Linked DNA regions of Homo sapiens: region 2 is linked to region 1. The links are chromatin loops, found by intact Hi-C in ENCODE. Cell type or tissue: Caco-2. All regions are shown on one strand. Links, peaks and the distances in the headings refer to the core of each region. The heading gives the core; the rest is flanking DNA. Region 1 has its middle 53 kb from the start of GNB4. Region 2 overlaps GNB4 (G protein subunit beta 4).

What was found. Hi-C counts contacts between places; a loop is a spot of excess contacts. Peaks named below come from ENCODE experiments on the same cell type or tissue, not always from the same donor. Only the 100,000 strongest peaks of a DNase experiment are listed, where the experiment ranks them.
Region 2: it touches region 1 in a loop (4-fold over the local background); 1 of 110 quality-filtered maps calls a loop at or near these places.

Annotation. Positions count from the first base shown.
Region 1 is chr3:179,502,157-179,507,544 of GRCh38, reverse strand. It overlaps a transcript of GNB4 not described here. Among named protein-coding and RNA genes, the nearest start is that of GNB4, 53 kb to the right of the region's middle. In Caco-2, for the core only: no CTCF peak of the experiment used is centred there; a DNase peak (open chromatin) is centred at 2,944.
Region 2 is chr3:179,436,320-179,441,707 of GRCh38, reverse strand. The region is part of intron 1 of GNB4 (G protein subunit beta 4); the gene reads left to right. Among named protein-coding and RNA genes, the nearest start is that of GNB4, 12 kb to the left of the region's middle. In Caco-2, for the core only: no CTCF peak of the experiment used is centred there; no DNase peak of the experiment used is centred there.

The sequences.
Region 1 (5,388 bases), core at 240-5,239:
ATATGCCTGGAGTGTCACAGTTTGGCAGATAAAGAGACAGAGACCTGATGACAATGAATTTTGTCTACTCACCATGCTATGCTACAAGCCTTTCTTTTCTTTTCTCCTTCCTTCCTTCCTTCCTCCTTCTTCCCTTCCTTCCTTCCTTCCTTCCTACCTTCCTGTCTTTTTCTTTCTCCCTTTCAGTGAACCCTCTGGGAACACTTCAAAGGATTTATTAATAAAACTGTGTGATAATATCATCGGAATCTCATTTTGAAAAGATCAGCCTGGACATTGGTCAAAGAATGGAAGAGCTGAAGGAAGAAAAAAGCAGAGGCAAGACTAGTGCAATAATTTAGGGGAGCAATGAGGAAAGTCTAAACTAGGGTAGTGGCAGAAAGGATAAAGGGAAGAAAACTTATTTACGATGCATGAAGGAAACAGAACTAATAAGACTTGGCAGATGGATGGCGACTCTACAGTACTCTCAGATTTCTAGTTTTAGTTTGGTCCGCTGGGTGGGTGTTGGTACTATTTCCTCAGAATGGGAACACAGAAGGAGAAGCAACAGGTTGGAGGCTGAGGAGCTATGAGGAGGGAATCAGGTGGAGTTACACTACAGAGAAGCATTCATTCAACAAATATCTGTTCAGCATCATTAACTACAAGGTGCTATGTTCTTTAGGGAGTGAGCAACAGATTGTAAGATAAGGGGAAGGAAATCCAAGAGCTTATTTAAATAGAGAATTACAGAGGGTAATATAGAAAAAAATGAGAGAGAGAATAACAAAGGAATGAGTATTAATGAGGATGAGAGTATGGAACTAGGATTTGAGAAGCATGAAGAAAGTAACTGACTTCAATAATCTAAACAGTTTGTTGACTGAAAATTGCTTCAGTGTGAATGAATTCTGAAGCCCCAGAGAGTTTCAGGGGCTAGTGAACTAAGTTCGTTCAAGTTTTCTTTTATAAAGCCTCTTGTGCCATCCTTTCTTTTTCATTGTCATTGCTATCACCAAAACTTGTTTTCTTCCTGTTCCTTTAATTTATGTGTATTTCTCCTCCCTTTTGTTTGTATTTTTTATTTTAAAATATTTTTTCCCTCTCTGTATCAGATAAGCAAAAGAACACATTTTAAACATCACTCACAATCCCATCACTCAAAGATAAATACTGCTAGTGTTTTAGAGTAATTTTCCTTTTTTTCCTTTCTTTTCTTTTTTTGGAGACAGGGTCTCACTTCATCGCCCAGGCTGGAGTGCAGTGGCACAATCTCAGCTCATTGCAGCCTCCACTTCTTGGGCTCAGGTGATCCTCCCACCTCAGCCTCCCAAGTAGCAGGGACTACAGGCATGTACCACCATGCCTGGCTAATTTTTTTATATTGACACAGGGTTTTACCATGTTACCCAGGCTGGTTTCAAATGCCTAAGCTCAAGCGATCCTCCTGCCTCGGCCTCCCAAAGTGCTGAGATTAAAGGCGTGAGCCACCGCGCCCGGCAGCTTGTGATATTTCTATACTGCTATTCAACTTTTTAATAAACCTGTATCTTAATTTTGCCAAATATTGCTTATGTAAATCAGCTTAGGTTAGCTGTGCAGCAGTAACAAACACCCTCGAAATCTCAGTGGCTTACAAACACAGCAACAACAAAGACTTATTTCTCACTCATATTTCATGTTGGCTGTAGGTTAGCTGTGGATCAGCTTCATGTGCTCTTCACTTTGGGACGTAGTTTGAAGGATCAGCCTCTGTCTGGGACATGCTATTCTTTTAGTAGGGAGAAAAGAGCAATGATGAAGTCATATGATGACTCTTAAAGCTTTTGCTGGAACGTGTCGTCCAGCACTCCACTCATTATATAGACACATACTACTGAAGCAAATAACAGAATCAAGTTGTCATGTCAGTGGGTAAATAAGTATAATTCTTTCACATGGAGAGACACCGACTCATTGAGAGCAGGAATAAAATCCACCTCAGCTCTAAATTCCTGTGGATATGTATATTTTGTATGCTCTTTATATATCATCATTATAAGCCAGCTGAATTTCGTAAGGTAAAATTATTAAATAGACATATTTTTCTCACTGTCTTTCAAATCTACATGAATGTTATTCCCTTCTTCCCTTCTCTGACTCTGGATATTATCTGATGCAGATCTAAAAGTTTTTCTTTAAATTCCGAGGTACTATCTGTCACACAGTTTCATCTTCATGACTTAAGAAGCTCAATTTTATCAAAATCCAAGCTTTAATCTCTCATTCAGTTTAAAGCTCCTTCTCTCTTCCATAGCTCTCAATCAGATCTACGTTTGGAGCTTTGCGATGAGAGGGTCTGCTTTCCTCTACTTGTTCTACATCTTCCTCCAGTTGCTCTGTTTACTGATGCCGTATTGGTATAGGCCTGTAACAGGTGCTGGCTCCTTCTCTCCTAGACTGTTGCTGTTCACTGCAGGTTAGCTGTGGATCAGCTTCATGTGCTCTTGACTTTGGGACCTAGGTTGAAGGATCAGCCTCTTCTGGGACACACTATTCTTTTGGTAGGGAGGAAAGAGCAATGGTTTGAAGCAATGGTTTTAGTTGTTTGAAGACTCCCTGCCAGAATCTCCCACTACACAATTCCTTGATGTGGGCAAGCATCCTCCAGCTGACCCCACAACTGTTCCCAGAGCTCCTGCTTCTGGCTCTACACCCCAGAGCCAGTTTCTCTTAGGGTCATCTTGTCAGGCAGACAGACCTCTAGAATGAAGATGCCTTAAGAAAGCTCACACAGGCCACCTACTGCAGTGTCCGGTCTGGTCCACTAGAAATACTCAGACTTTTACCACCACTGAATTCTGAAAATGCTTGCTCTTTCCACTATAGCCTTCACTCCTCACTCTATTATCAGGGGCAGCTCTTATCTTTAGTCTTATCTGGGAGCAAGTTAGTCTCTGTGTCCTCCAAATACCTGCAGAGATATGGCAAGCTCTCTGAAATGGTCTGTTAGAGCTCCTTATCTCACTAAAGCTGGGGGTGGGATAGAAAGATTTCAATGCATGGTGTTCTAATAACTATTTCCAAAAGTGATTCTTATCCCCAACATTCCTCATCTTATCTATAGGCTGGAGGTGGGAGATGGGCTTAGAGTCACAAAGAGTTTCACAACCTTTTAGCAGGTCCTAAACACTGGATCAGCATGTCCTTTTGTTTACAACTTCAGAGAAGTAGCCAAAAGTAAGACAAAAGAAAATCATATATATTCAGAATATATATTTTCTGCCCATGACATATTTTACACAGTATCAGGCCTGTGGGAGAGATGGGAGAAGGTGATATATAGTTATTTTTATAAAACTTTACCTTTTTCTCCTATGTGAGATAGCTGCAGAAAATAATCCATTTTTTAAAAAAAGCAGACTCACGAAAAAGCAAGCTGTACTAGAAAATTCAGAATTTTGATTTGAGAAGAATGAAAAAGATTATAATACTAAAGGAAAGCAGTTATAAAAACTTGACTGTCCCACTCATCCCTGGAAACTGACTATGATGACATGGGGAAAAAGTCTGCTTGGAACGATCTGGGAGTTCAGAACTCAGAGCCATTCCCCTGTTTAGTTCAACCTAGCTTTATCTATTATCCATCTTACAAGCAAAAGAAAGCAATGCAGAGGCTCAGGAGTAGTATTTTGAATCTTGGCTTTGAGCAAATGGAAAACAGATCAAACAAGTTTGGCTTGTGATTCATTCCACAATTTAAGGCCACTGCCCTTTAATTTAATCCTTTGAATGCAACCATGTAGGTTTGCAACCTTGTATTTGAATAATAAGCCAACCCACCATGAAGGCTGAAGCCTATGTTTGGGACTACTTGCTGGCACTAGATAACACTGGGAGCTGTGACATCATGCTTCCAACAGTCTTAATTATAAGGGTCTTGGAATAGAAACAAATGGAACAGAAAATCAAAGCTGTTCTTAATTCACCGCTAGAGAACAAATGGCTGGCCACATCTCAGTATGACAGAGGCTGTCTTTGTTGGAGATAAAGCCATGGACATAACGACCAGCTATTGAAGACCAGCATACTTTAATGGATGATGTAGTTAATAATTGGAATTTTTTTCTAATATTTTATCGTGAAAGTTTAAACATTCCAAAAAGTAGATCAAATTTAGTGACTATTCATATATTCGCCACCTAGATTCTATAATGAATATTTTGCTGTATCTGCATTATTACATACTACTCATCTGTTTATCCTTCTGTCCATCCATTGATCCATCTTATTTTTTTGTACTTCAAAGTAAGTTTCAGAAATCAGTATGTTTTACCACTATACCTCTAAATACTTCAGCATGCTTATCATTCTTTGTTCAATATTTATGGGTTTTTTTAGGTAAAATATACATACAGTGGAATGTACAAATCTTAAATGCACCATTTGATAAATTCAGGCTGGGCACAGGGGCTCACCCCCATAATCTCAGAACCTTTGGGTGGGAGGATCACTTGAGGACAGGCGTTTGAGAGCAGTCTAGGCAACAGAGCAACCCATCTGTACAATAAGAAGAAATTAACCAGCATCTTGGCATGTGCCTATAGTCCTAGCTACTTGGGAGGCTGAAGTGGGAGGACGGCTTGAACCCAGGGGTTTGAGGTTACAGTAAGCTATGATCATACCACTGCACTCTAGCCTGGATGACAGAGCAAGGCTCTATCTCTAAAAAAGTAAATTAAAAATGAAAATAAAAACAAATGCATATACATGGGACTCTGAGTTTTAATCTCTGATTTAAATGACTATATTTTATTCTGAGGTCTACATATACCACCTAATCAGAAGATTTTACTGATGTTCAGGGTATTTTTTTCCAAAGGCTTAAATATCAAAGACCACCAGAAAGATAGACTACAGGCTACCATTGCCTACTCAATTATCCCCTTTATTCATTAAGTAAACATAGCAGCAATAGCACACTAGAAAATATGATGATGAAGATGATGTTGTTCACGGTGGCAACCAAAACATAAAAGTAGCTCAGAACAGGCCAGGCGCAGTGACTCATGCCTGTAATCCCAACACTTTGGGAGGCTGAGGTGGGCAGATCACTTGAGGTCAGGAGTTCGAGAGCAGCGTGGCCAACATAGTGAAACCTTGTCTCTACTAAAATACAAAAATTAGCCAGGCATGGTGGCGGGTGCCTGTAATGCCAGTTAATTGGGAGGCTGAGGCAGGAGAATCGCTTGAACTCAGGAGGTGGAGGTTGCAGTGAGCCGAGATGGTGACACTGCACTCCAGCCTGGGCGACAGAGCAAAACTCCCTCTCAAAAAAAAAAAAAAAAAAAAAAAGAAAAGAAAAAATAGCTCAGAATAAGTTTACAAGAGAAACATGTGGCATAAAGAAAATTATACATTTACTTC
Region 2 (5,388 bases), core at 124-5,123, 66 kb after region 1:
TGATTTTGGCTCACTGCAACCTCTGCCTCCCGGGTTCAAACGATTCTCCTGCCTCAGTCTCCCAAGTAGCTGGGATTACAGGCGCCGGCCACCCAGCCTGGCTAATTTTTGTTTGTTTGTTTGTTTTTGTATTTTTAGTAAACACAGGGTTTCACCATGTTGGCCAGGCTGGTCTTGAACTCCTGACCTCAGGTGGTCCACCTGCCTTGGCCTCCAAAATTGCTAGAATTACAGGCATGAGCCACCATGCCTGGCTTTACCATGTTTTTACTGTCTTTTCTATATTTAGATATGTTTAGATACACAAATATTTACCATGGTGTTAAAATTGCCTGCAGTGTTGAGTATGCAGTACGGGTTAGTAGCCCAGGAGCAATAGGCTATATGCTATAGAGCCTAGGTGTATGGTAGGCAATACCATCTAGGTGTGTGTAAGGACACCCTATGATGTTTGCACAGTGATGAAATTGCCTAAGGACGTGTTTCTCAGAGCATATTCCCATCGTTAAGTGATGCATGGCTGTATAGTTACTTACCTGTTTTTCCAATGGATGAATGTTTCTGATGGGGTGGGTTTCTGTGCCTAGCACAGGGTAGGTGTCAAATACGTGTTTGTTGAGTGGAAGAAGGAATCACATGATGATTTAGATTGACAGTAGGTCAAAATAATACTCATTTCTTATGTACTTTTAGGAGTATAGGTGAAAATAATAGGAACAATGCAGAAGAAAATCCTTTTGAAAACCTTCCCAAAATGTTGACTGGAAAAGAGTTTAAACTTACTCATTTCAAGCTGCTATTGTATCTCTCTCTCTCTCTCTCTCTCTATCTATCTATATATATAGGAATTTTTAAAAAATACACCGAAAGAATAGAAACATATCAACACTATACTTAACACATGTACTCTGCATTAGGTTTTAATTCCATGAATTCCTATTCATTTTTTATTTTTATGCATGAAAGTTTACTGGGTAATGGAATTTACCATCCCTGTTTAGATTCTGCATTGATGACATATCCTGTTCAATGTCATAACCCCTAATTATTAACCGTGTTCACCCCAAATGGATCCATTTATGATACATGGAGAAATAACTTGTTTTTCTTCTTGGTCAATTTGTGCCTATATCGACTGATGACATTGTGCCTTGTTCAGAAAACGTAATCACAAGTTCTTGAAAAAAATAATAAAACATGTAAAAGTCAGCTGGCATTTCAGAATCTAAGTCCCTTTTTAATTCCCAAAATACATGAAACACTATTTTCTTGGTATTTTCTCATGTACTTTGCTACTTTAACAAAGATTAATTCATTTAAGTCTTAATTTTTTAAAAAATGTCTCAAGTGTCTCTTTTTTCAGGTAGCATGAATATTTCAAGATAAAAGAAGACAGCTTGGTTCCTAACTAAGCCTGTCCTTCCTGACCTGGGTATTTATTTCATTCTTATATTTCTTCAAGAGTAAAGTAAGACCAAAGGAGGTATAGCTGCCCCCCAAAAATCATAGTTCTGTTTGAGGAATTGTTTCCCTCAAGGAAAGAGAAGATAACACCTGAAATATGTCAAGGAATTAATTGTTAATGATTTCTGTGTACAAATATTTTAAGTTGGGAGTGTTGAGAAAATTGCAATTTATATAGGAACTTCTTTGCCCTTTCTGAAGCCATTCTTTAGAAAAAAATTCAAAATCTTATCACAGTTCACATATGGGAAGTTATTTTGCTTTAAAATGAATTAAGAACAAGAATAATGTTTTAAAATCTATATTCCTTTTAATGTGTAAATCAAAGAAAATATCTGAGGCAAGTCTCAATTATTTCGTGAGGTTTATTTGCCAAAGTTAAGGATATGTGCCTGGGAGGCAGGTCTATGCCTTTCTCTGAAGATGATTTTGAGGGCTTCAGTATTTAAAGGAGAAAGGGCAGGATATTGGGAAATACACAATTTTCATATGAGAAATCGGTAGGGGAAAACATTCATGCCTTTGTCTGAATCAGCGAATCTGTATTTTTACATAAGACAACATAGACAAATACAGCAGAAGAAGCAGTGAGATATACATTTGTCTCAGGTGAGTGGAGGGATGATTTTGAGTCCTGTCCTATGTCCCCACGCCTGTGAAGATAAGCTATCAATTCACATTGCCTTGGTGACCTTCAACAGAACTGCTTTAGGGTAGAGATCTCGGGGCCCACAAGGATTTCTTCAGGGGCCAAGTGTGAGGGAGGTGTGTAGCTTTTCATCTTTGTAGCCATCTTATCTAGGAACCATAATGGGAGGCAGGTTTGCATGACCCAGCTTGACTTTTCCTTTAGGCTTAGTGAGTCTGGGGTTCCAAGATTTATTTTCCTTTCACAGATGTCTTTATGTGTAAGGATTTAGATGTTTTATCTGATCAGGAAGATTATAAAAGTGCCAGTTTAGTGATTTTTAGGAAGTGATTACTGCATGAACACACGTTCTTGAACTTTCCTCCAATCACACGATGTTAAACTGCTTGTGTAAATAAGAGCTTAGACCAGTGGATCTCAAACTCTAGAGAGCTTCAGACTCACCGTGAAGACTTGCTAAAACACAGATTGCTGGGCTCTACCCTCAAGGTTTCCGAGTCTGTAGTCCTGGGAAGGGATTTATAAATTTGCATTTCTAACAGGTTTCTACGTGATGCTGATGCTGCTGGTCCCCACACTCTGAGAACCACAGATTGAAACTGTTTGGTTAAATTAGTGGTTATCAACCCTGGTTCCGCCCTTACACACTTGAAGAGTCAAGGCCTTAGGGTGGGGGATGGGCCACAGAGTCAGGTGCTGCTAATGAGGTGGGGCAAGTATTTAAATCTTCAGGATGTGGATGTAGTTTGAGAAAGCCCTTCAAATAACTGGTTGTTTTCTTCTATTCTCTCTCCCCCTTTGAAACCACTCTCCTCTACCCCTCAATAGGAGAGTCCTGGTGCAAATGAAACAGTGCTCATGGATTGTTTTAGTCCTCTCCCAGAAAATAAAACACAGCCTTTACCAACAGTTGCCCCAATGCTTCTTAAGGAGTTCAGTAGAGGAAGAAGTAGTTAAATTGCAGCATAAGGCCAAGAAAGGCCTTCCTTCTGGTCATTTCTTTTTCCATTTTTGTTTAGAGCACTGTACTATTAGATCTGTCAATTAATCACTGTAGATATTAGCCTGAGTAGTGTTCATGGCTATAGCTTCTTCATATATTTCCCTTGCTGGGCCAAATTGACTTAAATTTCCCAAGACATTAAAAAATGTGTATTATTTAATTCCCAAAACAATCCCATAGGGGTAGAGATCCCCACTGCACAGATGAAGGAATGGAGACTTAGAGTAGTTAAAGAATTTCCGGGGTCACACTGTAAGTAGTCATCTCTGGCTCCATTAGGTTGTGTGAACTTGGCTAAGGTCCATAACCTCCATGTGTAAAGTTTCCTCGTCTGTGGAATGAGAATGATACTGGTACCTACCTTCTGAGGTTGTTTTGAGAACTAAATAAAGAGTTACTACACAGAGTTGTGTACATACACGTAATAAATGCTCAGTAAATGTTATCTCTTAGTTGGCTAACTCCTAGTTGGTACTTTTTAAGTTCGGGGTAATCCTGCCTTTTCTTTTTCTTTTTTTTTGAGATGAGGTCTCACTCTGTCGCCCAGGCTAGAGTGCAGTGGCACAATCGTAGCTCACTGCAGCCTCGACCTCCAGGGCTCGAGTGATCTTCCTGCCTCGACCTCCCAAAGCACTGGGATTGCAGGCAAATGCCACCACACCTGGGTAATTTTTTAATTTTTTTTTTTGTAGAGATGGATACCTGCCATGTAGCCCAGGCTGGTCTTGAACTCCTGGCCTCAAGTGATCTGCCCACCTCAGCCTCCCAAAGTGCTGGGATTATGGGCATGAGCCACTGCGCCTGGCCTATCCTGCCTTTGTGCCAGGCAGTCCTCCTCATGTGTATTACAGGTCAGTCTCTTAACAATTTAGAAATACCAAATACTCTTGAAAACTACAGGTTTTTTTTTCCTTTTCACAAATAATTTAGTGGCAAAACCTTATATGACCTGAACTCATTTGGTGGCACAGTGTGACCTGAACTATAACAACATGAAGCTATTGCTTAGTCTGTTTTTGTTTTTTTTTTGAGATAGACTTGCTCTTTTGCCAGTCAGGAGTGCAGTTGTGCAATCTTCCGCTCACTGCAACCTACGCCTCCCATGTTCAAGCGATTCTTATGCCTCAGCTTCCCAAGTAGCTGGGACTACAGGCTCACACCACCATGCCCGGCTGATTTTTGTATTTTTAGTAGAGATGGGGTTTCACCATGTTGGCCAGGCTGGTCTCGAACTCCTGGCCTCAAGTGATCCGCCTGCCTCGGCCTCCCAAAGTGCTGGGGTTATAGGTTCTTAGTCTCTTTTTTTCCTACCTCATATGAACATGCTTTACATTTTGCTTCAGAAATTTTAATTCTTGACTCTGTGGGTGCTGCTCTGGGGTCTGGTTTTGGTGTTATGCCAATACAATGAATGTACCTTTCTAAAACCTGGAAACTTCCAAATTCTGAAATATATCTGGCCCTAGGGTTTAGGGTAATGGATTATGGGCCTGTGTGTGTGTATTTTTATGTCTGTCTTCCCTTTTAGACTGTAAACTCCTTGAGACCTGGGCCTAAGTTTTATTCATATGTAACCCCAGTTCCTGGCACATTCAGTAAATATTTGATGAGAGAATAAACCCTACCAGGACATAACAGTTAGGTGAAGGGAAATAGACTGGAGAGCAGTGCCTTATTTATTTCCTGGAACACAAAACAGCCTACCTTCAGTTCACAAGGGGTTGAATTGTTTTACTTTAAGGGTACTGAAAAATGCTCAATATAATGAGTAACTTGGTAGCAAAACAAAAAACAAGATAAAAAACCAAAAGTTAATGCCGTATGCTACAATTTCAGCATCTGCAACTTCTGTTTTCCTCTCTTATCCACTTGCCCCATGCAGCTGTACGGTTTTGACTAACTTCCTGAGAAAGAAAGCCACGTGGAGATGTCTTTGTATGGAACACTTGGGGTGGGTGGGCATGTGTGTTTTAAAATTTCTTAGTTAAAAAAAAATCATAAAAGCTTTAAATATTGTACCTGATTCATTATGGTTGTTAAAAATTATGGAGTGTAAGAAATATAAATTTGTATTGCAAAAAGAAAAGAATACTAGAAAATTTACACCAAATTAAAAATTATGAATAGACTTTTAGAGAAGCAAAAGTAGTTTATACTTACATTTTTATTTTATTTTATTTTATTTCATTTTATTTTATTTTGAGATGGAGTTTCACTCTCATTGCCCAGGCGGGAGTGCAATGGCATGATCTCGGCTCACCGCAACCTCTGC